Regions from separate parts of the Mus musculus genome. Here region 1 is linked to region 2. The links are chromatin contacts, found by Hi-C or POLR2A ChIA-PET in ENCODE. All regions are on one chromosome and are shown on one strand. Each heading gives the region's core, a stretch centred on a gene start or an enhancer-like site at or near the end of the contact. The rest is flanking DNA. Distances are from core to core; before and after follow the strand shown. Region 1 holds the start of Trappc5 (trafficking protein particle complex 5). Region 2 holds the start of Zfp358 (zinc finger protein 358).

The links. A loop is a pair of places that touch in the nucleus more often than their neighbours do. ChIA-PET counts read pairs that join two places held with the same protein, here RNA polymerase II (POLR2A).
Region 1: POLR2A ChIA-PET joins it to region 2 with 13 read pairs in Patski. The contact joins the promoter of Trappc5 here to the promoter of Zfp358 in region 2. A Hi-C loop is called at or near these places in 1 of 37 maps with a recorded cell type or tissue (heart). POLR2A ChIA-PET finds 5 or more read pairs at or near these places in 3 of 5 experiments (Patski and embryonic stem cell).

Annotation. Positions count from the first base shown.
Region 1 is chr8:3,674,761-3,680,547 of GRCm38, forward strand. Trappc5 (trafficking protein particle complex 5) reads left to right here and starts at 1,717. Exons shown (of 2, transcript NM_025701.4): 1 at 1,717-1,843; 2 at 4,255-5,787. The coding sequence starts at 4,264. The coding sequence ends at 4,830. Gm45231 (a long non-coding RNA gene) reads right to left here and starts at 1,639. Exons shown (of 2, transcript XR_870093.2): 1 at 1,467-1,639. It also overlaps a transcript of Fcer2a not described here.
Region 2 is chr8:3,489,990-3,495,849 of GRCm38, forward strand. Zfp358 (zinc finger protein 358) reads left to right here and starts at 3,149. Exons shown (of 2, transcript NM_080461.2): 1 at 3,149-3,320; 2 at 5,393-5,860. The coding sequence starts at 5,431.

The sequences.
Region 1 (5,787 bases), core at 467-2,966, 180 kb after region 2:
TCTCAGATATCACGCCCTGATAGCAGCCCCGCCTCCCTCCTCTCCTCCAGCTCCCTCCCTTTCACCATCCCTCTCCCCCAGATCCACTCCTTCAGAAAAGGGCAGGCCTCCCAGGGATCTCAGCCAATCAAGTTGCAATGAGACTAGGTACATCCTCTTATATTTAGCCTGGACAAGGCAACTCAATAGGAGAAAAAGAGTCCCAAAAGCATGCTAAAGAGTCAGAGATAGCCCCTGCTCCCACTGTTAGGAATCCTACAGGAAGATCAAGCTACAAAACATAATATGTAGTCAGAGGATCTATGTCTGACCCACGCAGGCTCCCTGACTGATTGGGAAGGGAGGAGAGAGAGAGAGAGAGAGAGAGAGAGAGAGAGAGAGAGAGAGAGGCGGAGAGAAGAGGAGAGGCCAGCCAGGAACCTGTGGAGAGAGGGGGAGGGGGATGAGGAGAGAGGGAGAAAGGGGTCAGGGAGGGAAGAGAGTCAGAGAGAGTAAGAATGTCTTCCTGTGGGGTCATGCTCTCCCCTTCAGCTTCTTCAATCCTTCCCCTAATTCAAACATAGGGGTCCCCGACTTCAGTCCAATGGTTGGGTGTAAGTATCTGCATCTGTCTCAGTCAATGCTATGAATTTTTAAATTAAGCATATGGGGCAGTGGCATGGTTCATCTGTAAAGCACTTGCCTAGCCATTGTGAGGCCCTGGGTTTCATCTGCAGCATTGTAAAAGACATAATTAAACCTGCACCTGACTTATGCAGGTTGGAGATATGAATAGACTCCAGGAGAAAATGACCTACATTCTTTCTGCCGCTTGTGTTTCCTCTTAAAAAGATCAGCTAAACACGGGAAGCTCTGGGCACATATATCACCTTAATTTTGTTGTCATCTTGGTCTACATAGCAAGACTGTTTCAAACAACCACCAACCAACCAATATACAGCACAAAAAATTAAGGGGCTGGGGAGGTGTCTTAATAGATAAAGTACAATTGTAAAGATCTGAGTTTGATCCTGAGTACCTACATTAAAAAAAAAAAATTGCTGGGTGTGTTGGTCACACCTGTAACCCCAGAACTGCCAGCCAGTGAGGTGTTTGTGGGGCAGACAGAAGGATTTTCTGAGATGCTTGACAGCTAGCAGAAATGGTTACCCCAGGTCCAGTAGTTAGACCCTGTCTTAAAATAAGTTCCAGAGCAATAGAGATAGACTCAGTGTCAACCTCTGGTCTCTGCACACAGGAGTGTTGGGCACATGAGACACACTGACACACAAAGGGAGGATAAGGATGGTCAGACGCCTCCGCAGGTAAAACTACTACTACTTCTAAAACACTGCAGCTACACCATCTGTGAAAGATGGAAAAACACCCCCAGATCAAGCGTTCTCCTTCACCCACTGGTAAAAAAAAAATCACGTGTCAGGGGAAATTGCGTGTAAATACATCACGTCTACAGTTCACGTACTTACATACTTAAGAAGATACGTGCCCGAGGGCATGCACGTGCTCCTGGGATAGAATACTTTGCATACTACACTCTTGCTCAAAAGCCAGCTTTTATAGCAAGATCTCATAGCCCAGTGCCCACCAGCGTTCTGCGCCGCGGGGCTTGGACACGGGCGCCCCCTTGCGGCCCCTCTCGGTCACCGCATTGCCCCGCCCTCCGTGCGCAAACGAGCTAGCCCGCGCACGCCTGCGCACTCACAGGCCTTTTACGACGCCATCAAGGAGTTCCGCTGACCCGCCCGCAGCACAGTTCCGGTTGAGACCTTTCCCCGCCCGAGAACCTTCTCCGGCGCGCTCGGGCCTCGTCTTTTTTTCTGTGCGTCCGGAGCAGCGTTCCCGGGTCAGTCTGCTTTGGGTTTCCCCTGGGGGTGATGCGGGTTCCGCGGTCCCGGCCGGGCGTCCTAGAGCAGCCCAGTCGAGCATTCTGCACGGTTCCTTTCCCCAGCTGGGGAGCCGGACGGTCCATCCTAATCTCCCAAGACCTGGCCCGTGGGACATGCTTTGTAGGGGAGGGTTGTCGGCTCCAATCCATTCTCCAGAAGCCATGAAGGCTTCACCTGGTGGTCTCCATTCACTGTTGTGACTCCCGGCTGCCGGCACGGGAGGCCCAGAGGCTCTCACCGCTTCCTCCTGCCTCCTCCACTAGTGTCCCCATCATCCGTGCAGTTTTCTAGAGACTTTGTGGGAGTATGAGTTCCGACGGGATCTCTTTTAGAGTTAAGGGTCACCGTGGAAACGGCTTCCTTCATGACAAATAGACACTTCCGCCGCTCCCCAACCTCATGTTACAGGGTTGGGAATTTTTTGCACCCCCTCCTGGCTTGGCCTTGGCTCACCGGTGTCCCTTACTGTCACATACTTTTCTAGCTTTCCTGGAGGGGTTGGGCAGGAAGGTCTCTAGGGTAGTCAGAGCTGGAGCACATGCCGGCTAGGGAAAACATAATTGACTGTCCTTTGTCCCCTCTCCATTCACCAATGTCCCGCCCCCGCTTTAAAGACAGAGTGTATTAGTGCTTTTCTCCTTCTTGTTGTGGTCATATATACCCGACAAAAGCAACCAGAAGAAGGAAAGGTCTGTTTATTCGGCTATTGACACATGGTTTCAGGAGCATGAGGCCGCTGGCATTGCATCCACAGTCGAATGCTGGCGCCAAGATCACTTCCTTCTTTTTACCTTAGGGTGGTGATGCCTGTATTCATACTGGGTCTTCCCTCTGGAAATCCAGAGACGTGTTTTCATGGTGATTCTAAATCTAGGTCGTGAAGACGAACCATTGCACAGGGTCTCACTGTGCTCTAGGCAGTCCTGGAACTCACCCGGGCTGGCCACTTTCTGCCATCTTACTGCCTCAGTCTCTGGAGTGCTGGGGCTGCAGGTGTGCTCCTCCAGTTTTGTGGCCTCTCTGTATTCCACCTTTTTGATTGATTGATTGACTAATTAAATTTTTTTGAGACAGTTTCTCTGTGTAACAGCTCTGGCTGTCCTCAGTCTCACAGAGATGCCTCTGCTTCCTGAGTGCTGGGATTAAAGGTGTGCATTCATCATGTGTGGCACCTTAAGTTTTAACCATTCCCCTGCCACATGCCAGCTTCTTAAAAATTACATTAAAATTTTTTTTAGATTTATTTATTTACATTTAAAAAATTTATTCATTGCATGTTTGTGTGCACATGTGTGTATTTGTGAGTGTGCATGGGGGTAAAGGGCAACTTTTGAGAGTGAGTTCTCTCCTTGTACTCTGTGGGTTCTGGGATCAAATGGGGCTTATCAGGCAAGTGTCTTTACCTTCTGAGCCATCTTGCCAGTTCCACTGATAGTTCTTTGGGAAGACTTCTTATTTGTTTGAGCTTGATTTTATGTGTATGTGTGTTCAGCCTGCATATATGTATGTGTAATGTGTGTGTGCCTGGTGCCCTAAGTGGTTAGAGGATCTACTAGATCTAGTTACAGGTTGTTGTGAGTCACCATGTGGGTGCTGGAATTCAAACTCGGTCTCTCTATAAGAGCAACAAATGATCTTCTTTCGCTCCAGCTTTTTTTTTTTTTTTTTTTTTCCTTTCAGTAAGAAAGGGTCTCATGTAGCCTAGGTTGGTCTCAAATTCCCTATGTAGCAGAGGATGACCTCAGACTCCAGATCCTCTTGCCTCTGCCTTCACCTCCTGAGTTCGGGGATTACTGATGTATGCTCGGAGTGCACTGTACCGACTGAGCCTTACCCGCAAGTGCTTTTCATGAATAAGAAATCTCTTGAGTCTCCAACTTTGGGGTAGTTTCTATCACTCCCTTTTATTTCCCTTGAAAGATTTCTTTTTAATTTTAATTGTTTTTATTTATATGCATGTGTGTCTGAGTATGGGTTTGTGCGTGTGGTGCAGGGCAGGGACCAGAGGCATTGATTCTTCCTGGAACTGGAGTTACAAGTGGTTGTGAGCCATGTGGAGTGGGTGCTGGGAACTGACTTAACGTGCTTTGCAAGAACAGTATGTGCTTTGACCTGCCGAGCCCTCTTCTCTAGTCCTCTTCGTTTCCCCTTTGACAGGCAAGATTATAAAGCTCTCACTCTAGTATTTGTGCTTTGCTTGCTAAATGTTATGGGGTGTGTTTTACCAGCAGTTTAATGTCCGCTTCCCTTCTGGTCTGTTTGGCACTAAAGTTCTCAGCGCTAGTCCAGATGGGTTGTATAGGTATCCTGGTTCTCCGTGGTGCCAGGCCTCATCCACCCATTGCCCTGACTTCTGGTCTCCCTGCAGGACTGCATCATGGAGGCGCGTTTCACACGCGGGAAGTCGGCGCTGCTAGAGCGCGCACTGGTGCGGCCCCGCACCGAGGTGAGCCTGAGCGCCTTTGCCCTTCTCTTCTCCGAGCTGGTGCAGCACTGTCAGAGCCGCGTTTTCTCTGTGGCCGAGCTTCAAGCACGCTTGGCTGCCCTGGGCCGACAGGTGGGCGCCCGAGTCCTAGATGCCCTGGTGGCCCGTGAGAAGGGTGCCCGGCGTGAGACTAAGGTGCTGGGCGCATTGCTCTTCGTCAAGGGTGCGGTGTGGAAGGCACTGTTCGGCAAGGAGGCGGACAAGCTGGAGCAGGCCAATGATGACGCCCGCACTTTCTACATCATCGAGAGGGAGCCGCTCATTAACACCTACATCTCCGTGCCCAAGGAGAACAGCACACTGAACTGTGCCAGCTTCACAGCGGGCATCGTGGAGGCTGTGCTCACGCACAGCGGCTTCCCTGCCAAGGTTACGGCGCACTGGCACAAGGGGACCACACTCATGATCAAATTTGAAGAGGCTGTGATTGCCCGAGATCGGGCCCTGGAGGGACGCTGACCCCACAGGAGATAAAGGACGAGCAGATCCTGTTCCCAAGCTTGTGTTGTGTCTTGTGTAGGGGCGTCAGATCTGCCCAGATCCTGATCCTGGTCCTGAGTCCCAGACTAAGGGAGTCTGAAGGCAAGCTTGTCAGGCATAGATGGAGAGTAAGGAAGTGGGCAATGGCCGACTTGGCTTCTGGCTTTCAGTTAAGGTTGGAGGCTTGGATGTATCGGGGAGATAGGGCACTTACAGAATTATTGTTGGAACCTGCAGTCTGGAGAGGTGAGGGCGGGGATATGAGGTTAAGAGGGACCGGGACCTGGCAGACTGCCAGTGCTATAGCCCAGTTTGTAGAGTGCCGTGGGTTTGATTCCTTATGCCACATAAAGTGGGTACAAATTGTCTTATCCCAGCACTAGGAAGGTAGAGAGAGAAAGATGGTAAGTTCAAGGCCATCCTCTGCTACTTAGCAAGTTTGAGACCAGCTCTGGCAGCACAGCCTCTTAAGTGTCAGGCAGGTGTACTCTTCCTTTGAAACTGTTTTCTTCAAGTCTCCATTTGTTCTAAAAAACAAAAAACCCAAAAGCCAGGTAGTAAAGGGGAGGGTGTGGCTATGTGCCTAAAATAAATGTAGAGTGGTTATTCGCCCTTTAGACATCGGCTACTCAAAGTGGCTTGTGGACTGTCAGCATCAGTATCAGCATTATCACTACCAGCAGCAACACCAACGTCACCATCCTCGTCCCACATGCAGGATCACTGGTCCACCCCTATACCTCCTGGACCAGAAGTGTGTATTCCAGCCCCTTTCTCAGAGGTCTCCCTGGGACTCTTATTTCAGGGCATCAGAGTCACCCGAGGGACCAAGAAACTCAGCTGGTTTCAGAACAGAACAGAACTGTAAGTTTCACCCCTACAGTCAGATTCTGTAGGTTTGGGGTGTGCATAAGAATTTGTTTTTGGTACATTCTG
Region 2 (5,860 bases), core at 1,899-4,398:
TTAACTCACTGTGTAGATCAGGCTGGCAGGCTTCTCCCCTCTGAGTGCTTAGGTTAAAGACGTGCACCACCATGCCTGGCCACATCACAATCTTTTCAATTGTGCCAAATTGGGCCAAATGTTACTGGGTCCTGTCTCTTAGCAGCAGACCATCTATCTAGTTGAAAGTCAAAACTGGCCAGGCAGTGCTGGCTCATGCCTCTTAATCACTGAGCCATCTCTCCAGCCCCAAGAACATTTTGTTTTTAGTTGCTTTTGCTCCTGCCTCTATCTCCCAAGTGTTAGGGAGTGATAGGATTGGTCAGTGGATAAAGGCACCTCCTGCCAACCTGGTAACCTGGGTTCATTTCTTGGAACTCTTATGAAAGAGGGAGAACGTTGACTCTCCTGTGTTGTCTGTCATCTGACTTGCACATATGGGCACTCACTGAAGCCTTCTCTACAATAAACACATTGTTTAAAAAATATTTATTTAAAAAAAAATGGGCTGGTGAGATGGCTCAGTGGGTAAGAGCACCCGACTGTTCTTCCAAAGGTCTGGAGTTCAAATCCCAGCAACCACATGGTGGCTCACAACCATCTCATAACGAGATCTGACGCCCTCTTCTGGAGTGTCTGAAGACAGCTACAGTGTACTTATATATAATCAATAAATAAATCTTTAAAAAAATATTTATTTTATGAATATAAGTGTTTGCTTACATGTATGTATGTGTGCTGTGTGTATGCCTGGTGCCAGAAGAGAATGTTAGATCCCCTGGAACTGGAGTTACAGAGGGTTGTGAGCTGCCATGTAAGTACTGGAAACTAAATCTGAGTCTTCTGCAAGAGTTGCCAATCCATCTTAACAGCCCCATAAATGTAATTAAAAAAAAAAAAAAAAAAAAAAAGCAAGGTCGGGGGGCTGAAGAGATGGCTCAGTGTTTAAGCACACTGACTGCTCTTCCAGAGGTCCTGAGTTCAAATTCCAGCAACCACATGGTGGCTCACAACCATCTGTAATCAGATCTGATGCCCTCTTCTGGAGTGTCTGAAAACTGCTACAGTGTACTTACATATAATAAATCAATCTTTTTTTTTTTTAAGGTGGAGGCAAAAGTATTAGAAGTTTAAGGACATCCTCAGCTACATAGTAAATTTGAGGTCAACCTGGGCTACAAGAGACCTTGTAGAGGAAAAGAGGAGGGAAGGGAGGGAGGAGACTAATATCTGTGTACAGTGAGACTGATCTCAAGGGGAAAAGAGGGTGCTCTCTGGAAGGGGGTGTTGGGAGACTTCTGTGGGTGGCATGGACTCAGGCTGGGTAGTTTTAGGGAAAATTATGGTTAGTGCCATGGTTATGGTTAATCCCAGTCTGTGGCTGGGATTCCAGCTACTTTTATCTCAGCGATGTGGGTGGGTTGAAAGTAGTGTGGGTTATGGCTGGCAAACGGGCAGTCATGTGTGTTATGGGGACAAGAGGAGATGTGTGGTCATTGTTCTAGCTGCAACCTATTCTTGTGTCTATCTTAATTCAGCTTTGGTCAGAGGGTAGCCTTGCTGTACCATTAATTTCTCTTTGTGACCACTGTTTATACTCAGGCAGCAACATCCAGAGTCCAGCTGCCAGATCCCCCTGGGCTTGTTTTCATTCCCCCTGCGGTGGAGGGAGCTGGGGCTTTAAAGTGTGGTCTAGAGCCTTCCTTGGTCCTGGCTAACGTCTTCCAGAAATCAGCTCTTGGTCCAGCCTCCTGGACTGCCTCTGGTGTCACCTGTCATTTGAATAGGAAGCTGAGAAAATGGAAGGATCAGAGGGCAAAAGGTTACCTAAAATTAGTGAAAGATTCTACTATCAACAAAAACTCTGTGTGTGTGCACTTGTGTGATAGAGACAGGGGAGGGGGAGAACTTGTACTTACACATATATGTGGACTAGAGAGATTGACTTCAGGTGTCTTCCTCAATGGGTCCCACCTTATTTTAATTTTTTAAAATTGCATTTATTTATGTAGTGGTGTGTGTATATCTTCCATGTGGAGGTTAGAAAATAGTTTGATCTTTCCACCCATGTTGGTCCTAAGGAATCAGACTCGGGTCCTTGGCCTTTCACCAAGCACCTTTACCCACTAAGCCACTTGGTTGTCCCTCCAACCTTACTTTTTGAGACACAGTCTCACAATGACCCTGGGAGCTCACTGATTCAGCTAGACTGGCTGGCCAGTGAGCCCTTGGGTCTTCTTGCCTCAGCCACCTCAAAGCTAGGATTCTAGATACCCACCACTGAATCTGTCCTTCCACATAGGTGACAGAGATCTCAAGCCAGGTCTTCAGCTTCTGCAACAAGCAGTTTACCGACTGGGTCACCTCTCTAACCACCTGTCTTACCACAAACCATCACCCACTGAGCCATTTTGACAGCCCTAAACTTTCTGAGATAATACTAGATGAAGAAAAGACAAGTGCATATTTAAATTGCAGGCCTTCTCAAAGCACACCCTCCCCCGGCCTCTTGCTTATATAATTTGAGTATCATGATAGCTGGTGTTTGAAACAAGATAGAGAAATGAAAAAGAAGGCAAGACAAAGGTAGGCAGAGACAAAAGGCAGAGGCAGAGAAAATGACTGGGCCAGAGGCAAAGAAATTAAAAGAGGAAAAAATAAATTACGGTAGAGAAGGAGAATGGGGAAAAAAGGAGGACTGGAGAGATAGTTCAGCATGTAAAAGTGCACGGCCAAGCCTGCAGACCCTGGTTCTATCCCTGGGATGGAATAAGGAGAGAACGGACTCCTGGAACTTATCTACTGATTTCCCCATGCGCAACACGGCATGCATAGGCACTGAATCCATTTTTTAAAGAAGATAATGAAAGAGATGGAGAGGAGGGGACAGAATGGAAGAAAGATGGACAGATGGAGACAGAGATACAGATGGAGAGTCAAGATCGGGGGTCGGAGAAGGGGCCCGAAAAGTCACATGGGTGCATGGAGGGTTAGGGTGGCGCGGGTTGGTAGGGCGCAAACAAAGACTGGACGCGCGCCAGCTCGGGTGGCCCTGGTCGGGACAAAGGCTTGGCCCGGGGGCGGGGGGGTGGGGTGGGGCGGCGCGGGGGCAGCGATGGCGCCGGCCGCGGAGGGCTCGAGCGAACTACAAGTCCCAGCAGCTCCCGCAGCGGCCCTCGGCCGGCCCCTCTCGCTCCCCGGGAGTGCCTGGCGGGGCCGCTGGGCCGAGGGGGCCGCCAGCGGGTCTGGCGATCGGTGGGGTTTCCTGCAAGCCTGGGGCGGGGAGACACCGGCTGGCCAGCGCGAGTGCAGCCAGGCCGGGCAGGGGCGAGGGGCATCGGGTGAGTGACCCCGAAAGCGGATCGGGCTGGATTGGGGAAGGCTGGACAAAAGGGGGAGGTGGTTGGGAGGAGACCCCTCAACACTAAGAGCAGGGTGCGGGGCGCGGCCCCAGGCTATCTCTACGCACCCCTTGCAGAGTACATGGTGCCAGCGCTCTACTTGGGGGGTCAAGGTGGCGGACGCGGTGGGAAGGGGGTCCGGAGGAGCTCAGGCCTAGTACGTTTATCCGGCCAACGGCGGGACCACCCCCTAATCTACAGTGAATCTGAGATCCGGATGGGTGGAGGCGCCCGCTAGCTCGGAACCCACAGAACAGAACACCTCCTTGTTTCAGAAGGGGGTTCTTTTTTTCTGGAAACCAAGAGAAGCTTGGGGCATTGTTCTTCCTATGTGGGACTTTATACTCCATAGTGTGTGTGTGTTCAGAAGGGAGGTGTCGTGTTACCTCAAGAATCCCAAGAAAAATCCCAGTTATTGTTATCTTCCACATTCAGTCTTAGGATGTAGAGCTCTGGAAGCTCATTTTCCCAAGAGATGATCGGGGTGCACCTGCCCTCTGCACATCTACGAGACAGATGTGAGTTTCCATTCAAGATGGGAGTTCATGAGGCTGCTTCCTTCGAAGGCAATCTAAAAATACCTTGTCTCCAGAAATCTGGGCGGAGACCCCGGGGTACTGCCCACTAATCTCCAGCAGTTGGGCCTAGGTAGAGAAACTGTTGGGGGAAACTCAGCGCCCCTCTGTGTACTATCTCCTGACTGTGAGGTTGGGGTCAGGTAGGTCTCCCTAGTCCCCTGGAGCCCAGCCCAACAAAGAGTTCACTTAGCCCCAAGGTAGAGAGGTGTTACTCTTTCTCCACATCTGCCTCTTTCCCTAAAACAGTCTTCATACCCTAATCAAGGAGTGTGTGGTTCAGGAACTCCCTTCCCTTGAAGACATTCCTCCTCAGCCCTCTGTGCCCCACCCCCCAGTTCTCTCTGTAACCCCCCAGAGGCCCCCCCCCAAGCTATAGTTATCACCGGCTCTTCACCAAGGGGTTAAAATCCACAATCTTATAAGCCAATTGGAAAATTGCTATATTAACTGCTCTCTCCACCCTCTGGCTGTGGAGTTCTTAGTGATCCTTCTGCCCCTTTCCCCAGAAGGGGGCCATGTATGCACCCCTCCTTAGTTTTGAAAAACGTTATTATTTTGTAGCCCAGGCTGATCAGATCTGCCAGCCTCATCCTCAAAAGATGCTGGGATAACAGATGTGTGCCACCACTGCTAGCTCAGGTTTCCACTCCCTGTCCTCTGGTTTAAGACAGAACATATCTCACTCAAGCTAGAATTCTAGAGAGGTCTAGAATTCTTTCCTGGAAGCAAACAAGGAGCCCTGCAGTTTTCACCGTGACAGAGAAGGACTACTAGGTATCCTTAACTTCCCATCCTTACCACTACCCATTCTACTTCGGTAAGACAAGTCACACACATTCCCCTCTTTATCAGGGACCCCCAGATCTACCAGTTTGCAGGGTGGGGCAAGAATTCAGACCATGACCTCATGAAAAAAGAACCACAACACCCTTTCCCCCAGATTTAGGGTATCAGATCTGAGAACCGCCTTCCATAACACCCAAGTCCACGTACTACATAGAGCTCGGGATGGGGGTCTGGGATGCCGCTCAGAGGGTGGAGTGCTCATCTACCATTCAGGAAACCAGTACCACATAAGCTGAATATGCTTGTGCACTCCCTGTACTTCCGCACAGGAGGTTGAGGCAGGAGTATAAGTAGTTTAACATCCTCCTTGATTACGAGTTGAGAGACAGCTGGAGCTATGCAAGCCCCTGTTCAAAAAAAAGAACAAGATCCCAAGATGGCCCCCATCCAGGTTTGAGGTGAAAAGTGAGAGTCCCAGCACTAGGATCCTTCTCTTCCAAATCCTAGCTGGGACACCGGTTAGGACTCTTCCTGTGGTTAAAGTCAAGAACAAGAACTGTATATGTTCACCAGGGACTTTGGTGTGGCATGGCCAGTCCTCTCTCCCCAAGAACCTCCCTCCACCAACCTCCTGTCCTCATACTGCAGGTCCTGTTCCAGAAGCTGCAAGCAGTTCTACTTTCAGGATGAGGCGCTCAGTTCTGGTTAGGAATCCGGGCCATAAGAATCTTAGGCCCCTTTATGGAGACCTTCACTCAGACCCAGAAGACCTGGACTCCAGTCCCAAAGATCCTGATCCTATTTCTGAAAGCCCTGAGCCAGAGCCAGAAGACCTCAACACTGTCTCAGAAGATGGAGACGCCAGCTTAGAAGATCTGGACCCTGAAGCAGACGAAGCTCCACGATCCATCTTGGGGAAGCCAGACTTGGATTCCCAAGATCTGGATCCCATGTCTTCGAGTTTCGACCTCGATCCTGATCCTGACGTGATTGGCCCGGTGCCACTAGTTCTCGACCCAAGCAATGACACCCCCAGCCCTGCTGCTCCAGATGTGGATTCCCTTCCTTCTGGCCTCACTGCCACCCCCGAAATCTTGGCCACCAGTCCAGCGGTGC